Linked DNA regions of Homo sapiens: region 2 is linked to region 1. Evidence: chromatin loops called from intact Hi-C (ENCODE). Cell type or tissue: gastrocnemius medialis. All regions are shown on one strand. Each heading gives the region's core, and the rest is flanking DNA. Links, peaks and the distances in the headings are about the cores only. Region 1 has its middle 460 kb from the start of FOXP1-AS1. Region 2 has its middle 400 kb from the start of FOXP1-AS1.

What was found. Peaks named below come from ENCODE experiments on the same cell type or tissue, not always from the same donor. Only the 100,000 strongest peaks of a DNase experiment are listed, where the experiment ranks them.
Region 2: it touches region 1 in a loop (5-fold over the local background); 2 of 110 quality-filtered maps call a loop at or near these places.

Annotation. Positions count from the first base shown.
Region 1 is chr3:70,827,979-70,838,652 of GRCh38, forward strand. No RefSeq gene overlaps it. Among named protein-coding and RNA genes, the nearest start is that of FOXP1-AS1, 460 kb to the right of the region's middle. RefSeq lists an enhancer at 5,139-5,717. In gastrocnemius medialis, for the core only: no CTCF peak of the experiment used is centred there; DNase peaks (open chromatin) are centred at 1,293 and 4,663; H3K27ac peaks cover 538 bases.
Region 2 is chr3:70,883,725-70,894,398 of GRCh38, forward strand. No RefSeq gene overlaps it. Among named protein-coding and RNA genes, the nearest start is that of FOXP1-AS1, 400 kb to the right of the region's middle. In gastrocnemius medialis, for the core only: no CTCF peak of the experiment used is centred there; DNase peaks (open chromatin) are centred at 5,597 and 6,162; H3K27ac peaks cover 1,425 bases.

The DNA of each region.
Region 1 (10,674 bases), core at 850-8,849:
GAATCCTAGACTATCTGTGCAACTCTTTCATAAGTCTAAAATTATTTCAAGATAAGAAGTTTTTATTGCAAAACGCCATGCACATAGTAGGTGTTCAATTAGTTAATTGCATCTTACTTTGCCCTCTCTTGATCTTGAAATATTTATGTTCATCAGTTTCCTCGGACAATTTCTTATCATTCCTTCCTTCATTAATCTCTCTCTAGAAGCCAAAAACAAAACGGGGAGAGGGAGAAAACAAAATTAAAGAAAAACCCCAATATAATTTTGCTCTGTTTCGTTATGAGATGCAGTTATTCTTTAAGAAATGTCTAGACATGTTTCACCCAGGGGCATCCTAACATTGGCTCCACAGACTCAGTGCTAACAATGACAACGTATTTGCCTAACAGTTACCATTAGACAGCTAGTTATTCTTTTTCTCTGCTTTCACTTTACTTATAGACAAAACTAACTCTGTCAGACATCTTGAGAATGCTATAGTTCATCTTCAACAGATAGAATTTTGTTCTTATTTTGTTAAATGTTACATTTACATAATTGTGTATGTCATTGGTGTTTATGAGGATACACCAAAAAAGTAAAAGTTTTCCTATCAGAGTATAGAGGATGATTACTCTAAAACCAATACAGGTGTCCCACTCTGTGATAACTCACACTCTGAATTCAGGAACCAAATAGATTTTAGATAATGAGGGCTAGTTTTCTTACTCTGCTCTAAGATAAGTCACTTATTCTTTGCACAGAAGTTACACTGGAGTTAGAGATGATCTTTTTTTTTTTTTAATCACAGAGTATATAGCTTTAGAAATTCCTCACAGTAGGCCAGATGACATTGCTAATCTTTGTTTTCATTTTGTGAAGTTAGATGCCCTTAAAATGTTATGTCTTGGGTAGGTTACTCAATTTCAGTTAAAATCACAAAGCAACTCTTGTAAAATAACACCTGGTGATTGAATAGTTAACTATAGAACTTACTGTTGTGGAAATATTCTTATCTCCAGACACAAAGATATTTATATGAAAACTGCATTCTTTGTGACAAACCAGAATCTTATTTTGCTGAGGCCAAATGCAATGGACATCTGTTGTTTTTGCCTGCCCAGCACATATTCCTCCCTTTACCATTAGAAGAGGCTGGATTTGGCCATGGGGGTGGGAGGGGTGGCTGCAGGGGAATCCACCCCTCTCCTCCTCTCAGTTCGAATGGTTTCGGGAGGACCCTCATCCTCACCCGCAAACTTCCAACCTCTCTCTTGAAGGGTGGACCTATGACTCAGACCCAGCCAGACATCACAGCCTTTCCTGTTGGCCAGAGTTTGGCTCCAAATGAGCATGCGATTCCAGGCAGACCAGAGAGATGCAATTCAAAGAATCATACTGGAATGACTGGAATAAAGAAGCTCTTTTTTCCTGGAAATGAATCTAAGAGGATGTCAGTCTGGAGCTACTGGGGGCATTCTTATGACAAACCCCACCAACTAAAGAAAGATATCGACCGAAGCTAGTGATGTATTTGAACAGTACCTGGATCCAGCCACCCTGAAGATGAGAACTTCAACTATTCGAGAAATAATGTTCATTTTTTTCCCCCTTAAACTTGTTTGAATCAGGTTTATAGGTTTATGTCTCTTGCAACTAACATAATTTTAAGTAATTCATAAAATTTCCATGCATATTCTTCTTACTTCATGAATCTAAGTCAGGTGAAACTTGTATTTCCATTCATTTAATATATATGTACTCAGTGAATATTGTACAATGCAATGAAAGGGATAAAAAGATTCATTAGATATAATTTGTACCCTCAAAGGAAAATGTGAAGAAAAATCTGTAGAAATTAATTGACCTTTTAGAGACAGAGAGAAAGTGAAATTTCTGTTTTCTTTTCTATAAATGATGTATTATGATTTTTTTTTTTTAAGGAAGGCAATTAGTTAAGAAATCCCTAGGACACAGTATTTAGGAGCGTAGGTGGTTTTTTTGTGTTTTGTTGTTGTTTGTTTGCTTGTTTGTTTGTTTGAGACAGGGTCTCTGTTGCCCAGGCTGGAGTGCAGTGGCACTATCATGGTTCACTGCAGCCTCTACTTTCTCAGGCTCAAGTGATCCTCCCCGCTCAGCCTCCCAGGTAGCTGGAAGGACAGGTGTGCGTCACCATGCCCAGCTAAAGGAGCAGGGGTTTTACATCAGACAACCTGGTTTAAGCCTGTTTCTGTCTCCTACTACATGATCTACAAGTTACTTCACTTCTCTTAGTATTCATTTTCCTGTCTACAAAGTTAGTACAAATATACCTGGGTCAAATAATTTTTTGAAGATTGAGAAAATACATACAAATTATATATTATGCCAGATACATAGCATTAAGTGGTGGTTTTTAAAAGAAAATACTTAATACATGATTCAGTATAGTTCTTCACCAATTTTAGAATTTTTGGTTTGGTATCCAACACACAAAAAAGGCTATTTTAATTTGTATCTCCAGCCCAGTTTTATTTCTATGCATCAGGCTCCATGCAGATGTACAACTGCATACTGGTTATAGCCACTAGAATTTCTCACAGGCACATGGACTCCACCATGTCCAAAACCAAATTTAGTATTTCTCTCTGACCCCAAACCCACGTCTGTTTCTGCAATCTCCGTTTCAGTAAATGGTACCATCATGCACCAGAATCCCAGCTCACTCCCACACGCCCTCACTCCCCACATTAAATCAGTGGCCACAGTAGCCCACCAGCCTTCTAACTGGTCTCTCTGCCTCTATCCTTTTATCCCCTGGTCTGCATTCTGCACAGGAGTCAACTGATCTCCTCAATTCGCACACTTCCTGAAAACCAACAATGGTTTATCACTGGCCTTAGGATAAAGACAAACTCCTTAGCATGGACTACCTTTCTTCATGTTCCAGTGTCTTCACTGCTGCAGTCTGGGCTCATAACCCTTCCAAACCACACCCACCTCACCACCCCATGGTCCAGCCCTAGAAACTTCTCTCATCCCTCCTATACCTGCTCTATTTTGTTTCATGGAGTTTGCATATATAGTTTCTTTTTCCTGAAAGAGTACTTACTTCTCTCTCCTTACACCTCTCGCTTCATTTGATCTTATTTTTTATGTCCTAACCTACCTGTTATTTCTTCCAAATATCTCAGCCTTCCCTTACCAACACCTGAAGTAGGGATTATAATAGCATCTGTACCTTTCTGTGACAAAACCTACCACATATTTTATTTCTATATAAATATGTAGATATAGACATAGTGTAGTAGAATTATCAAATTCAGTGTCTATTCCAATGCCAGGAATGATTAACCTGGCTTGACAAACCCCCACAGATAGATATTCAGGAGGTGGGCTATAAACTTAATTGGGAAAAAGATTGCATCATTTTTTTCACTAACCTCAAACTGAAATTTATTCTTTCTAGTATGAATAGAGGCAACAAAACACAGTAGCATTAACAGTAGCTGTGATTTTGTCAACAATACATCATAGACATTTTATATCACATTACAGATATTGCTGATTTCTTGAAATACCATTTATGCTCATCATTTCTAAATTATGGTACTTTCTAGACATGCTGCAAAAATTTATTCAACGTGCATTAGTAGGCTGGGTGCGGTGGTTCACGCCTGTAATCTCAGCACTTTGGGAGGCTGAGGCAGGTAGATTGCTTCAGGTCAGGAGTTTGAAACTAGCCTGGTCAACATGGTGAAACCTCATCTCTACTAAAATACAAAAATAAGCCGGGCGTGGTGGTAGGCACCTATAATCCCAGCTACTAGGGAGGCTGAGGCAGGAGAATCACTTGAACCCAGGAGGCAGAGGTTGCAGTGAGCCAAGATCACACCACTGCACTCCAGACTGGGCAGTGAAGTGAGACTTAGTCTCAAAAAAAAAAAAAAAAAAAAAAAACAAAACAAAACAAAACAAAACAAACCAATGTGCATTAGTAAAGAAGCACATATACATTATAACACAGTATTTATATATTTAACAATTTCATTATCATTAGTTTACTTTATAAACCTATGTATTTAATATATTTAAAAATAGTATTCTGAGAAGGGGCTCATGGGCTTCACCAAACTTCAAAAGAGCTCTATAGCACAGAAGAGGTAAGAACTCCAGCACTTGGGTAAAAGCTCCATGAGGCCAGGCCACATGGGGCTGTTTCACTGCTATTTCTGCAGGGCCTTGCACAAGGTCTGTCAGAGTGCACGTCTCAGTAAATATGTGTTGAACTGATGAAAGCTTATTTTAATCAGGCATTATGTAGTAGTAAGCTCTCCACGAATCCAGACAATTCACTTGTCCCTGAGGGAGATGGTGGACCCAGCGGTAATGAATGGTTTATGTCCCAATCTGACGTATGTCAGGCTGATGTCCTGTACAGTAAAATGGGATGAGAACTTGCTGAGAATATGGCATTAACATTTTAAAAGATATCATGGGAAACAGTAGCCAATTCTTTCCCTATATCAAAAGCAGCTGGCAACACTGACCTTGGTGATGCAAAGACCAGTGAATAACTGTCACTGAACAAGTGTGATCTATTTTATAAAGCCCTATTTTTAACTTGACTTGGAGCCAGTTTTTTGACTGGACAACTCTCATGCAAACATCTGCTGCCAGCTTTTTCCTTTTATGCATAGTGGGCAGCTTGTGCAAGAAAGGAAGTTGTCAGACAGTGGCTGGGCCCCTGAGTCAGTGGACAGCTGAGCTCTTCCCAGTTTTCCATAGCAGAAAAGCCCCCTGATCGAGTCACTCCAAGCACATTCCAACTGACAGTATTTGACTTTGGAGTGGGCTCCTGAGATCTTTATAAATTTTTTTTCCAACAGTTATTTAAAGACCTGATACAGATGAAAGACCTCAAAGACCCTCAGATATATCCCAGGAGGCCTCTTGGACCTCTTTCCTGAAGTAAAACTGGATTCTTGTGGTCAGCCATTCCACAGGGTTTTGAGAGCCTGTTATGTGTCAGGAATTTATTAAGTTTGGGGTTTTTGTTTTTTGGTTTTTGTTGTTTTTGGCAGTAGAGAGGTCAATGAGTAAATCAGTGGCAGGAAAATTAGGACAAACCTTTCATCTGGTGCCAGGTTTCAGGTCTGAGCCAAATGTGTAGGAACAGTGGGGACTGGAAAGAGATGCCTCTGTACCATGTATGTCATCCCCAGAGCCACCAAAAATGAAAGTCTCCCTCCAAAGAGGAACTGGAGCATCCCAGAGGTAGTGTTCTTAAAAGTACAGATGTGGGCTACCTGTGTCAGAATTACCTGAGCCCCACCTGAGACCTACCTGAGGTTATGGGGCTGGAGCCCCAGGTGTTTCTAATGCATACTAATTTTGAGAACTATTGTTCTGGGCAATTTAAGGAAGCTGGGAGGAAATCATCTCATTCAGTGTGGGGGATTTGGTCTTTAACATCTCAAAGACCTGCCTTCCAGGAAGCTGACATCCCCAAATGGAGAATCATAAAAAGCAGAAGTCTCAGAATGTGCCTGAGCAATTCGTTATTTCCCACTCACTCGTGGAACTGGCCTTCAACATTCACCAGTGGTGGTAAATAGGTTCATGTAGCTTGTCACGGTAGATTGGAATGGACTCTTTGAGGCACTGTGTTGTGGATTTTGAGTTCATAGTTTGGCTAATTGACTACAAAACTCTTTCCTATGGAGCCAAACCACAGACTTTTGATAGGGGAAGAGCAAACCCCTTACAATTTTGCCTGTCACTGCCTTACCTCATCCTCTATCACTTTCGAGAAGGAAACAAAGGCATGCGTGTAAATGTCCAACTCTCTGTTCTCATTCTGAAGAGGATGCAAAGTTGGACGGGAAGTAAGTAGCTTTTGAAATCATACAATTGCAAGTTTGCCCACTCTGTGGGAATCTATACACTTTTGCATCTCTCTCCTGTAGTGTAGATCCCGGGAAAGCCTGACCCAAGAGAGCAAAATAAAAATAGAATTTGTTTGGAAATAAAACAAGATAGATCTACAACCTTCCATGACCTGTTCTCCCTTTCGTAAGTTGAGGATCAGTAGAAAGTAATTACACCCTTACTGCTCTAAATAAAATGCCACTTACTTTAGAGATGAGCTCTCTAATGTGGCCAGGGCATTTGTTTTATTATAGCTGACTTCCTTAATCAAGGAAATTTGTGTACTAAGGTGGTGGAAAAGAAAATGATGAAGCTGGAAATTGGAATCATTCACTGTTAGAGAAAATTTGTATGAAACACAGCTTTTTAAAAAAATTTTGGTTTTTTGTTTTGTTTGTTTTTATGTTCTTTGATCAAAGAATAGTTGCAATGCCTATTGCCTAAATTGCCCAATATTTTTAATTTTTATTATACAAAATGTTATACCCACAACATATCTCTAACACATATACAAGGTATAAAGATAACAATTATCCATGGAACTGCCACCCACTTTTAGAAATAAGCCCCATAGCACTAGAGCCCCCGAGTGCCCCTACCTGATTGGATGCCCCTGTCTCTCTACCTGACCCTTCCAGAGACAACCAATATTTAACCACCTTGAAAATATTTCATTACTTAAGGGAAGTGATCTTACTAACTCCTTACTAGGTATATACTTGAAGCCTTTTCATTGAAAATGCTCCAGACTGGCTAGCCATGATTGATTGATTAATCGATTTTTTTTGAGACAGGATCTGTCACCCAGGCTGGAGTGCAGTGGCACAGTCACAGCTCACTGCAGCCTCAACTTACCAGGCTCAAGTGATCCTCCCACCTCAGCCTCTCGGGTAGCTGGGATTATAGGCATGCACCACCACACCCAGCTAATTTTGTTTTGTTTTGTTTTGTTTGGTAGAGATGGGATTTCACTATGTTGCCCAGGCTGGTTTTAAACTCCTGGGCTCAAGCGATCTACCCGCCTTACCTTCCCAAAGCGCTTAGATTACAGGCAGGAGTCACTGCGCATAGCTCACGATTTAACCCTTACTTGTTCCAATTTATGTTCCTCCTAAATGGCTAATGTAGAAAAACCTTTGGGTTTTACCATAAAATAACAGGTTGCTTTAATGTGGGAGTTGGGAAAAGGTTCTTGCCATTAAGTTTCCAAATATGACAGAAACATTGAGGAAACCCATGAATGGCAGACTTTCCTGGAAGGGAGAATTTGGAGAACAGAGACAGATAGGTACGTATAGTAGGACCTAAAATTAAAGCCAAGTTTCCTGGCAATTGTACAAAGAAAGGATTTCAATCTCATCTACAGGGATTTTCATTTTTTTTAAGCACAGATGGCAGGGTCCCATCTCAGACCTTCTTAATCTGAATATTTGAAGATAGGGCCTAGGTGTGTATGTGAGTTTCTTTCTTTCTTTTTATGTATTTATTTATTTTTGAGATGGGGATCTCACTGTGTCACCCAGGCTAGAGTGCAGTGGTGTAATCTCGGCTCACTGCAACCTCCACCTCCCAGGCTCGAGCAATCCTTCTAACTCAGCCTCCCGAATAGCCAGGACTCCAGTCACACACCACCATGCCCAGCTAATTTTTGTATTTTCTGGTAGAGACGGAGTTTCGCTATGTTGGCCAGGTTGGTCCCGAACTCCCGAGCTCAAGCAATCTGCCCACCTCAGCCTCTCAAAGTACTGGGATTACAGTCGTGAGCCACTACGCTCATCTGTGAGTTTATTTCTATACATATTTACACATGGTGGATCTGTTATGCAATCTTGGTTAAGAATCATTGGTATAAAAGAAACCTTTGATTTCTTGCATCCCTTTCACCACCTAAAAGTACTTTGGTATTTCCTAGGTCTTCAGCCTTTACTTTGGCACCATAGAGAGATTGTAGGTGAAGAAAGTTTTGTTCCTGCCCTTGGGAAACTTACAGATGATTACTGTGCAAATGAGGTGAAAGCTGAATGTGAAGCTGAGTGTTTCAAGGTAGCGTACAGTACAAGCAACAGAAAGCTCAGCCAACCATGGCTTCTAAACCTATGAAGAAATCTGGAAATAGGCAACCCAGAATTGTTACTGCTGCTCAACACTGCCAGGCTCTTTCTGGCTTCCACACCATCTGGTATGGTTTGGCTGTGTCCCCACCCAAATCTCATCTTGAATTGTACCTCCCATAATTTGCTCATGTTGTGAGAGGGACCCAATGGGAGATAATTTAGTGTGGTTTCGCCTATACTGTTCTTATGGTAGTGAATACATCTCACCTCACAAGATCTGATGATTTTATAAGAGGAAACCCCTTTCACTTGATGCTGATTCTCTCTTGCCGCTGCCATGTAAGAAGTGCCTTTTGCCTTCCCCTGTGATTGTGAGGTCTCCCCAGCCACATGGAACTGTGAGTCCATTAAACCTATTTTACTTTATAAATTACCCAGTGTTGGGTACATCTTTATCAGCAGCATGAAAACGGACTAATACACCATCATTAGTGAGATTTTGTCCTTGTCCTGTATGTCTCATGTTGTTAATATGCCTGCTCCATCTCCAGGCTTCACATCCATGTTTCTGGCACAAAGAAGAGCAGTAAAACAAAGGGCGATAGGCTTAAAAAAATAGTTTAAAGATATGCCAATCCAGCCTTTTTCAATTAAGAAAGCAAAAGCTTTCCAGGAAGCCCAATCCAAAGGATTTCCGCTTATTTCTTATTAACCAGAAATGTGTCACATGGCCAAACCTAGCGGCAAGAGAACCTGAAAGCTGGGCTCATCTAGGCACGTGATCATCCCAAACAAAATCAGGGTTCTAGGAACAGAAAAGAAGAGCAAAAATTGGGTAGGCAACTAAGGCAATAGCAATGTCTGTCATGATAGAGGGGAGCATGGACGATGAGAGCAAAGGGTCTGGAGAAAGATAAGCATGCTTCACTCTTTCCAGAATTCACAACTTATCACTCAGTTGGAGGAAATGCTTCCTCTGCCCATTTGACTTGTTATTTGGGTTAATGCTGTTGAAAATGCTCATCTTCCAACTATTTGTTGATTTTCTGACTCCCAGAGAGCACTCATCTCCAGGTTTTTATGCTGCACTCCACTGATGCTCATCAACACCAACAGCAGTGGTCGTGTCCTCAACCAGTGCCCAGTTTATATTATGGGATATTTTTCATTGATAATTCATTCAGATATTATCCAGAGTTTCTACATACAATTGCCTCATTAAGTCATATTATCCTGTTTGCTGGCTCTAACATGTTTTCTGAAACAACTGTAAGTAATGGTGTTCACAATTGTATGAATTTCATGCCTGGTACAATCTGATTTTGGAGAAGGAGGGTCTTGAGGAGGAAGATGTGAATGCTCTCAGGTCATATATTAGCTCTGATTTTGTCCTCCAATCTATGAAAAATATATGCGTGTATATTCTTACTGCATTTATTATGTTTTCTTAAATTTAATCATAAGCCTATTCCAAAATTACCCTTCCTTCTATAACCAAATTTCCTGGGTTTAATTACTTCTTAAGGACCAATTAATTTGGATGTTTTTTTCTTTTGCCCTGTCAACATCCTAACCCTCTATCCCTCAAGAGATTAATTTAAAATTCTGGAGAAGGTTTTGGTTTTGACAACTGTGCAAAGCTATCCTTTGGAATGAACTGGTCTGGAATCACTCAAGATTTTAAACCCCCTTAAAACTGGTAAGAAAAGAAGATGTTGAGCATCAGAAACACACTCACTGAGTACACCTACCTGTGCCCCATAACTAAGGCTGCCTGCTGGAGTTATACGAAATTAGGTTTTGTTATTGGTATTCAACATGAGCTATTATATTTCTCTAATAATAACTTCAATAATAATATAATCTTTGTTTAACATGGGCACCTGGTTAGCTAAATGAGACCCCAGCTGTCAGTGAAATACCTACCCCAATATAGGAGTTAAAAGTTAATAAATTCACAATATGAGTAAAGAAAATAATAATAATGCTTTGCTTCCCTCCAAGGAATTCAAAGCACTGTGTGGGTACCATTTCATAAATCTCCATATAAATCTTAGGTGCATGATGGAAAAAAGTGTTTTAAACCTTAGAATAAACTGACTATGAAATTATAGTCTGTTTTGACTCTAAAATCAATCCCAAATCAATCCACTTCTCTCCATCTGCATGGCATCCACGTGGTCCAAGCTGCCATCATCTTGCCTGAAATACTAGATAGCCTTCACAAATCTCCCTGCACTCATTCTTACCTCTCTTTAATCAGTCCCTCACGGAGCCCTCAGGATGTATTTTTTAAATTAAAATCAGATATCACTCTTAAGCTAAAACCATTTGAGTGGATCCTCACCACTCTCTCTTCTTACTCACTCTAGCTACTTCATCATGCTTGACTTCCTTTCTGTTCCTCCTATAAGCCTAGTGCTTGGCTGTCTCAGGGCCTTTAAACTTCCTGACCTGCTCTTGAGCAAACTCAGGTTTTAACATCACTGGTTCACTGTCTTCTTCCAGCTTTTATCTCTTAGCCACCTTAGCATAAGTTCTCCCTTAGCTTAGAGTAGTTCCCTCCCCCAAGTTACTCTCCATCCTACACATATCTATTTTCTTTATAGCATTTATTTTCCTTAGTCCACAATTCTTTTGCTTATTTGCCCATATTTATTGCCTGATGCTCCTTGCCCTTGAACCAGCCACAGCCTGAGACTAAGCTCCTGAGAGCAGGCAAGTTACC
Region 2 (10,674 bases), core at 1,026-9,025, 56 kb after region 1:
AACCCACAGAATGTACCATACAAAGCATGAGACCTAATGTAAATTATGGAGTTGAGCTAATAATAATATATCAGTATTGGTTTATCAGTTGTTACAAATATACCATACTACGGCAAGATGGTAATAATAGTGGAAACTGGGAGGTAGGAGGAGGAGAGAGGGAGGGGTATGGAACTCTCTGCCCTTTCTGCTAAACCTCAAACTGCTCTAAAAACTAAAGTCTACTACGTGCTGAATAAGTGAAGGAATACATGATTTTCGCAAGAGACAGCATTTTATCGTCCCTCAATGACACCTGATTTCAAAGGCCCTATAGAATTCTTGCTCTGTCTTATATGGGATCATCCACATCTCAGCCTCTTCCCTAGCCCTGCTGACCTTTACTGGGGACCAGCATGAACCCCAGCTCTACCTTTGAGAGAATCAGAAAAAGATGACTCCTCCAGGTGGTGCAGCCCTGTGGGAGCTTGGTTCTGCAGGCAGAGCTTGGTCAAGAATCCAGCCGGCTCTTGCCTCCTTGGTGAGGACCACCATCAGTGGCAGACACAAACCTTCCAGTGGCTCTGTCACCCCATTCTTTTGGGTAATACTTCACCGATAGAGCACCGTTACCCGTGCTGCCTCTGCTGGCCCTCTTGTCTGACCTGGGGCTTTCCCTACCAATGCCCTTGGCACACATTGAAGAGCCGTTCCTGGGCTCCTGGTTATGGGCCAGGGGAACCTAAATGTTCCGCTAGTGGCCAGGAATGAAATTTCCTCCAGCAATTTCAACCCAGCCAGAAGGTACTGAATCCGGAACTGCTTCCTCCCAATTGTATCTCCCCCTTGACGTCTCACTGTGCACAGAATCGCGGATGAGTCAGTGCTAGGGGATCATTCGGAGCTAGCCATGACCCTGGCGTTCCCACTGTCTTAAAGCAGAAACTCTGCCTTAGACGAGGGGACCCAGCAGGTCAAAATGCAGTGTCTGGAAAAAAATGTCAACCCCTGCAGCCCTGCTCACCAACACAGGTGGAGAGACCATGCACCATGGGGAACAGAGCACAAATTTGGGAATAAAATCCCAGAGTTCAAGCCCTGTACTTGCCTCTTCTGACCTATGCAATTTCTCAGAATTTAACTCCTTGAGCTTCCACATGTTCACCTAAACAAGGGAATGATTGTCTTGCTGGATCATTGTATTAGACATGGTAACTGTAATAGCTAACAGTTACTAAAAGCTTACTGTGTGCCAAGCAGTGGGCCAGGCATGTGATATATATGATTTTATGTACTCCTGACAACAATTCTGTGAGACAATATACATTGTAGAAAGCAAGTATACCACAAGTAACAATATTACCAATATGTTGCATCAGATGCAACCATTTTTTTACCTACAGAAACAGCCATTTCATATCTTTCATCTGGGTATTGAAAGAAAGGGGCTGAACGGTTTCCAGACTAGAGATTTAGGCAGGTTGGGAACAGATTAAAGTAAAACCAACCCAAGCCAGTGACAGGCAGGTGAGGGTGAGGTACAGCCCCTCAGTGCAATAGCTAAAAAGGGAGAATAGCCTTATTTCAGATCTCCGATTTGAAAGGAAACTTGGAATTCTCGCACTAAATAGTAAACTGAGGCAGGAGCCTCGCAGCAAGAAAGAACTGATCCAGGGCCGGGCGCGGTGGCTCATGCCTATAATCCCAGCACTTTGGGAGGTGAGGCTGGTGGATCACCTGAGGTCAGGAGTTTGAGACCAGCCTGGCCAACATGGTGCAACCCCATCTCTACTAAAAGTACAAAAAATTAGCCAGGCGTGGTGGTGCACGCCTATAATCCCAGCTACTCTGGAGGCTGAGGCAGGAGAATCGCTTGAACCCAGGAGGTGCAGGTTGCAGTGAGCAGAGATTGTGCCACTGCACTCCAGGCTGGGTGGTGACAGAGCAAGACTCTGCCTCAAAAAGAAAAAAAAAAAAAAAAGAACTGACCTGGGCACAGGGCACATCAGGAAAGCTCTAGACGAGTGCTTGACAACCTTGAGCTTGCAGCTGAGTCTCACAGCGGCCTTATTGAAACACAGACTGCTGGGACCTTCCCTGAGGGTCTCTGACTCAGTAGATCCCAGGTGGCGCCCGAGAGTTTACATTTCCAACAAGTTCCCAGGTGATACAGATATTGCTGGTCAGAGAATCACACTTCGAGAACCACTGCTGTAGACCAAAGGTTGTAAACTGGTGCCGTGAAAACCAAAGTCAACTTCCAGTGTCATTTTTTTTTTCTACACCTAGGTTTGAATTTTTTAAGTTATTTTTTCCATACTTAAAATCAGGAGGTTTCACACATAAAAAATTCAGATTTTCACCTTGGAAAATTGAGAGAATTTTGAAACCCCTATTCCTGCAGCACACCCATTGGCTGGAGTGAGTAGATGTTGCCCCCAGTTAGGTGGAGTCTGTTCTCTGTCTGGCTGTTGGTGGGGATACATGATTTGTACCTCTGAGTTTTGTGTTTCCAAGGTCAGCTGTCAAGGCATATTTTACATCTATATTTTAATTCACTGCTGTGTGCTTTAATAGAAGCTTTAGTTTATTAGCCAGAGTTTAGTACCAGAATCTAGGCCAGAGGAGAAAATGCCAATTGGGCCAACATGTCCTATATTCATTGGTACTAATCTACAAACCCACACTGAGAACCTATTATATGCCTGCTTTCTTCCACTAGTATCCTGTTTCTACCACAGATAAACAAACCAATTAATGGTCCTGGGGAGTCAGGGAGGGATATCTAGAAACATTTACAAAGAGATGTGACAGCCTCTAAAGTGACCCGAGCGATCCCACCTGCAAGCCATGAGGTTGCTGATTTTCTCCGTGGTGGTGCTTGCAGAAGTAATGATAGGGGGTTGGCTGGGAATAAAATGTGATTCATGTTCAGGGCTATCTGGAGCATCCAGCCGATAGAGTCACCTGCTGTCAAAGCTTTCTGATATGTTTGTGTCTTTCCAAAAAAGTCATATGTTGAAATCCTAATCTCCAATGTGGTGGTATTGAGAGGTGGCCCCTTTGTGAGGTGATTAGCTCATGATTAGTGCCCTTATAAAAGGGCTGGAGGAACCTCTTCATCTCTTCCACCACATGAGGAAGCAGCAACGAGGTGCCTTCTTTCAAGAAGAGGGCGATCCCCATCAGACACTGAATCTGTTGGGTCTCAATCTTGGATTTCCTAGCCTCCAAAACTGTGAGTGATACATTTTTGCTGTGTACAAATTAGTCTAAGATATTTTGTTATAACAGCGCTAACATACTAAGCCACCTTCTATATGGAATTTTGTTCTCATCTGAATTTTCTTCCCATGTTCTTATTGTCTAGTAACACTCCGTTAAAAAAAATTAATCAGTTCAAGTACAAGGACTTTCTATAACATTTACATAAGTGAAATGTGAGTTGCATTATTGTGTTTAGTTGGTTTTCTCTCCCCGCTTTACTACGATCCAGTCATTTCAACAGTGTATTTTAAGATACGTGGTGCCAAAAGTGCATAAACTTCCAGAAACTAACATCTTTGAATTCCCACTATTCAAACCGTGGTCTGAGGGTCAGGGCCATTCCATTTCCTGGGAGCCTGTGGTGATTGCTGAATTACAAGTCCAGGCAAACTCAATCAAAATCTGTAGGACAACAAGATCCCCAGGTGACTTATTTGAGAAATCAAGCTTAGAGCAACAGTGCTCTAAACCAAGTATTAGATATAGAACTGTACATGGATCTCAGTAGAAACTGATACAGTGATTAAAAAAAACACTTTCCTACAAGTTTCTCTGATGTCTTGTATCTGAAGATGCAGAACATGAAATTAGATTTTCTTGATGACCATTATTAGGATTGTAAACATCTATAATTGTTCAGCTTTTTCTTCCAAACTTTTCTTTCTTAATGGTTGATTAGAGAAAATTTTGCATTTATTATATATGCCTTGGGTGCCTCCAGCCCCCTGCAGTATTTATCACCTGAAATGGGCAAATAATCTGTCTCAAAAAAAAACTGTGGAAAAATCTCGAAAATGTAGTCTGCAGGTGCCTTTAAGTTTGGAGGATCCCTTTGCAAAATAAATATTTAAATATTTTATGAACCCACCTGACAGTAGAGATATATTTGTGTTCATCTCTTTCTAAAACATTCAATGAGTAATACTTTTAAATGAGTGTGTACATGATTAATCAGATCATCTATATAATTTGGAAAATATTCATATATTTATATGTGTAAGATTTTTTTTCAGTTCTATGAGCAATGCTTGCACACATACGGATTCTCAAAGTCCTCGTAGCAACTTCACAACCCACAGATTGAGTGGGAAATACTGGCCTAGAAAAATAATGATTAATAAATTACCATTATAGCATACATTTTCCTGTGCAAAAAAATCTAGAGCAGTTGAAGAAGACAAAACATACAAAAACAATCACACAAAGTTGTTTCTGTATGTTTTCTTTTAGATACAGGGTCTCACTCTGTCTGCCAGGCTGGACCACAGTGGCGTGACCGTAGCTCACTGCAGCCTTGAACTCCTGGGCTCATGAGATTCTCCAGCCCCAGCCTCCCAAGTAGCTGAGATTACAGGGGTGACCAAAAAATAATAAATGTGTGACCAAAAAAATTGGTAAATGGTTCATGTCCAACTTCCGAATCTAATTAATAGCCTATACCAGTGGCTTTTGAACTTGAGTGAGAATCACGTAAAAACTTGATAAAACTACAAAGGCTCAGGCCCTCCCTGTTTTGCCAAACCCCTATTAATTCCAATAGTGAAGGCACCAGGTTCAAGAAGAGACCCAGAGCCAGCAAAGGAGACCTGGGGTTTTATTAGGGGTTCCATACAGGGGGGAGAGTCCAGTGGCAGTGGGCTGGACAGGAGAACCAACTTAATTACCAAAATGATCCAGTGGCAACTGGCTAGACAACACATCCACTTTCCTACAGTGCTGACTGACGGGGCAGTAGAACCCCAACCGCCTGCAAACATCATGAATCAAATATTATATAGCGTTTTCACTTAACACCCTCCCACTAACAACCCCCTCCTGGAAACCTTCATTTAACCCAAGAACTCAGGGCCTCAATCCCCTATATGCGCCGTGTTAGATGGGACAGGCTGGGGGCTCAAACATTTATCATAGATAAGGAATGAAATCTCCGGGTTGGCCACTCCTGGATTCCCTAGCTCAGAAAACACATGCAGGTGCATCTGCCATACGGGGTCATTCTCAGGGTGTACTTATGTTATTGCTCTCAGGTGTGTTTACCCCACAGTCACCTCAATGAGCCTGGGCCTTTGCCTTCTTAGCTGTCCAGATGGTTTTGACACACATCCATGTTTAAGAATCACTGTTCAAGAGCTAGGCTTCTTGCCTGTAATCCATCACTTTGGGAGGCCAAGGCACATGGATTGCTTGAGGCCAGGAGTTCGAGACCAGCCTGGCCAACATGGCGAAACCCCATCTCTACTAAAAATACAAAAAAATTAGCTGGGTGTGGTGGCATGTGCCTGTAATCCCAGCTACTCAGCAGGCTGAGGCAGAAGAATCACTTGAACCTGGGAGGTTGCAGTGAGCTGAGATTGCACCACTGCATTCCAGCCTGGGTGTACAGAGTAAGACTCTGTCTCAAAAATAAAAGAGCTAGGTTTCTCAGCCTCAGCACTGTCAACATTTGGGGCTGAATAATCCTTTGCTGTGGGTCCCTGTCCTGGGCACCGTAGAATTCTTAGCAGCTTTCCTGGTCCCTACCCACCAGATGCCAGTAGCAACCTTCCCAAATATGCAAACCAAAAATGCCTCCACACGTTGCCCAGTGTCCCTGGCAGGAGAGCAGGAGTGGGGGTATGGGGGTGTGGATGCTCACCCCTAATTGAGAAGCACTGGCTGAACAATATGGATTCTATGTTAGATTCCTAGGATGACATGGGCTTTGGTTGAGATCTGCACAGGACCACCGGAACCACAGAGCTGGGTGGCTCTGCTCACCTACACCAAATTCCCTGGGTCCTGCCTGATAGTCGGTATCTACAATTAGCTGTGTCTCTGACTATAAAAAGTTCTAGTACATTCTGATCTTGACACATTGAGAGTAACACGGCTGAATGACTCAAATATTACTTCATGGTTTGAGTTCAATTTCGAGGCAACATGCAGGGCTCAGCCAGACATGTGTCTTAAGTCAAGGCCAGAGTCACATTTGTCACACACAAACCAGACCACTAAATATCTCTTTCAAAAAAAGAAAAAAGTCTTTTCTAAAGCCAACTTCCAGTCTATGTTTGAAAATTATATTCCACAAAGATGAAAAACATACATTTTCATTTTGTTTCGAATTAGCACGGTAAACAGCTGGCTCTTTTCTTTCCAGTGGAGGCCTTAGCTCCATTTGTTAGCTCTGTTTCTGATATTTCACCTATTCTTTATTTACTTAACAGAGTTTGACAGGAAATTCTCAGAGAGATAATATATCTCCATTAATAGGGTGACTGGGGGAACATATTCTAAGGTTTCAAGTGGCCTGGAACAATAACTTACATCTTTGACATTTTTGTCAGCTACCATCCCATTAATAGCATCCAATACCACTTCCCCGCAATCCATGCAGTCTTACAAGTGTTTTGTGGAAAAGCACACTTTTTCTATTTTTCAGAAGATGCAGGCTCATTACGCTGTTATCAGCAGATAATGGTGCAAATTAAAAAGGCTTGTGAGAAAGGCCACCTGATCTCCATAAACACAGTCTCCTGACATAAATCAGACTACTAGAACAAGCGAAAATGAATCAAGCTGGATTTCTGGGTGGATCTAGGGATTTAAGGGTCTATAACGTCTTCCTCCTCAGGGTCACCAATTTGTGTTGAACTCAAAAGTGTATAAAGAGAAATTTGTTCCCCAAATGAGAAACTTTTCCTCTGTTTTAGTGGGAGGGTGGCTATTGGTGAACAACAGAGAGTATTGTAGGTTTTTACCAAGAGATAAAAGCATTTTTATGTTGACAAACATAAATGTACTTTCTTCTTTGTAAGACATCAGTAAAAAGCTAAAAAATAAGTCAGAGGTTCATCTGTTAGGAATTCCCCTGCCTGCTCAATAGCTTTTTACACCGACATTGCAAAAAAAATCCCAGAATGAATTGAAGCGATGTCTTATATCAATGTTTTCACGGCCAAATTATGGAGATCCAGCCTTGCAAGGGAAAGTAAAAAATTTCCCCATCTATCAGATGCTTCTCCAATTACTCATGGCCCCAATTCCGTTTAAGAAGTGCCTCCAATAATTGATAATGCAAGGGGCATGATATGAGCTAACAATGCAATTTATAGCAGAGAGATAAAACCCAGATAGAAGAACATTTACCTTATAATGCTATTAATATAAAAGTAATTATGAGGGTTGGTTCTAATTAGAATGTTCACTTAGAATCAAGATAGAATGGCCAGAATAGTGAGTTTCCTGGTGTTGGAACTTCATTCTTTGACTTGAAAGGTTACATGCGTTTTCCAAGTAGGACATTAAAATCTTTATTTTTAAGATGGTGCCATTTAAAAATCAGTCTGAAGTTGATTCTCTCCTCCATATCTGTAAAATCATCTATCAAGAGAAAGTATATACTTTGTATGATTTTACACTGTATATTCTATAGCACATGGTCACATATCTAATATGTACACATATTTAGGGGGTTGAATTTATCCCCACCAAAAAGATACCTGCAAGTCCTAACCTCCAATACCTGTGAATGTGACCTTATTTGGAAATAGGGACTTTGAAGATGTAATCAAGTTAAAGTGAAATCATACTGGATTAGGGTGGGCCCTGAATTTAATGATTGCTGTCCTTGAAAGGAGACACAAAGCTATATGAAGATGACAGGAAACACTGGAGTGTGCAGCTACAAGCCAGAGAAAGCCAAGAGTTGCCAGCAACCACAAGAAGCTAGGAGAGAGGCATGGGACAGATTCTTCCTCAGAGTTTCCAGAAGAAATCGACCCCGCTGACGTCTTGATTTCAGATGCCTGGCCTCCTGAACTGCAGGAGAATACATTTTGTTGTTTTAAGCCATGTAGTTTGCAGTAATTCATTACAGCAACCCTGGGAAACTAATAAAACATACATAATTTTTTGGTTCTATTCTTATTACGTATATTTGTGTTCAAAATAAACACATTTTTGATTGAAAACTAAACTTTTTACATACTTAAATGTTTTATAAAATCTATTTGAGACTAAAAAGTAGACATTTCATTCAATCTTAGTGTACGAAAGATGGTTTCTTTAATTAAAAACCAAATAATATCATTTTCCTTTTGAAAGCTGTTGTTCTAAAAGTCTTCTGGAAACCTGGAACATGATCCCTACCAAAAAACTAATTAAAAAAAAACACAAACCAAAAATCTAAAAGAGCTCTGATTGCCTAAAATAATTGTCATGTAGGTGTCACAGCTCTGTCCTCTGAACTTAGTTTTTGCAACTTCATTCAATAATTGTTGACTCTTATTTAACAAATATTTCTAACAGATTATTTGCCCATTTCAGGTGATAAATACTGCAGGGGGCTGGAGGCACCCAAGGCATATATAATAAATGCAAAATTTTCTCTAATCAACCATTAAGAAAGAAAAGTTTGGAAGAAAAAGCTGAACAATTATAGATGTTTATAATCCTAATAATGGTCATCAAGAAAATCTAATTTCATGTTCTGCATCTTCAGATACAAGACATCAGAGAAACTTGTAGGAAAGGGTCTATCGGAACTCATTTTTTTTTTTAAGTTTTAGGGTACACAACGTGCAGGTTTGTTACATATGTATACATGTGCCATGTTGGTGTGCTGTACTCATTAACTCGTAATTTAAGAGTAGATATATCTCCTAACGCTATCCCTCCCCCCCCCCACCCCACAACAGACCCCAGTGTGTGATGTTCCCCTTCCTGTGTCCATGTGTTCTCATTGTTCAATTCCCACCTATGAGTGAGAACATATGGTGTTTGGTTTTTTGTCCTTAAAATAGTTTGCTGAGAATGATGGTTTCCAGCTTCATCTATGTCCCTACAAAGGACATGAACTCATCATTTTTTAGGGCTGCATAGTATTCCATGGTGTATATGTGCCACATTTTCTTAATCCAGTCTATCATTGATGGACATTTGGGTTGGTTCCAAGTCTTTGCTATTGAGAATAGTGCCACAATAAACATACGTGTGCATGTGTCGTTATAGCAGCATGATTTATAATCCTTTGGGTATATACCCAGTAATGGGATGGCTGGGTCAAATGGCATTTCTAGTTCTAGATCCCTGAGGAATTGCCACACTGCCTTCCACAATGGTTGAACTAGTTTACAGTCCCACCAACAGTGTAAAAGTGTTCCTGTTTCTCCACATCCTCTCCAGCACCTGTTGTTTCCTGACTTTTTAATGATTGCCATTCTAACTGGTGTGAGATGGTGTCTCATTGTGGTTTTGTTTTGCATTTCTCTGATGATCAGTGATGACGAGCATTTTTTCATGTGTCTTTTGGCTGCATAAATGTCTTCTTTAGAGAAATGTCTGTTCGTATCCTTTGCCCACTGTTTGATGGGGTTGTTTGTTTTTTTCTTGTAAATGTGTTTGAGTTCTTTGTAGATTCTGGATATTAGCCCTTTGTCAGATGAGTAGATTGCAAAAATTTTCTCCCATTCTGTAGGTTGCCTGTTCACTCTGATGGTAGTTTCTTTTGCTGTGCAGAAGCTCTTTAGTTTAATTAGATCCCATTTGTCAACTTTGGCTTTTGTTGCCATTGCTTTTGGTGTTTTAGACATGAAGTCCTTGCCCATGCCTATGTCCTGAATGGTATTGCCTAGGTTTTCTTCTAGGGTTTTTATGGTTTTAGGTCTAACATGTAAGTCTTTAATCCATCTTGAATTAATTTTTGTATAAAGTGTAAGGAAGGGATCCAGTTTCAGCTTTCTCCATATGGCTAGCCAGTTTTCCCAGCACCATTTATTAAATAGGGAATCCTTTCCCCATTGCTTGTTTTTCTCAGGTTTGTCAAAAATCAGATAGTGGTAGATATGAGGCATTATTTCTGAGGGCTCTGTTCTGTTCCATTGGTCTATATCTCTGTTTTGGTACCAGTACCATGCTGTTTTGGTTAATGTAGCCTTGTAGTATAGTTTGAAGTCAGGTAGTGTGATGCCTCCAGCTTTGTTCTTTTGGCTTCGGATTGACTTGGCAACGCGGGCTCTTTTTTGGTTTTGTATGAACTTTAGAGTAGTTTTTTCCAATTCTGTGAAGAAAGCCATTGGTAGCTTGATGGGGATGGCATTGAATCTGTAAATTACCTTGGGCAGTATGGCCATTTTCACGATATTGATTCTTCCTACCCATGAGCATGGAATGTTCATCCATTTGTTTGTATCCTCTTTTATTTCGTTGAGCAGTTGGCCTGTGGGCACTACAATAGTAAAGCTCCAGGGAATATGAGGGGGGTGGGTACCAATAGCATTGCTACAACATTGTTCAGAAAATGTTATATATAAAGTTTCGGTGCCACAAAAGAAAGAGCACTCGAATATAAAATTTTCTTTTTAATTCTCAGCAAGGCAAGTTACTTCTATATAGAAAGTTGCGCCCTTACAGATGAAACAATGGTGAGTGCACACTTGGACAAGGGAG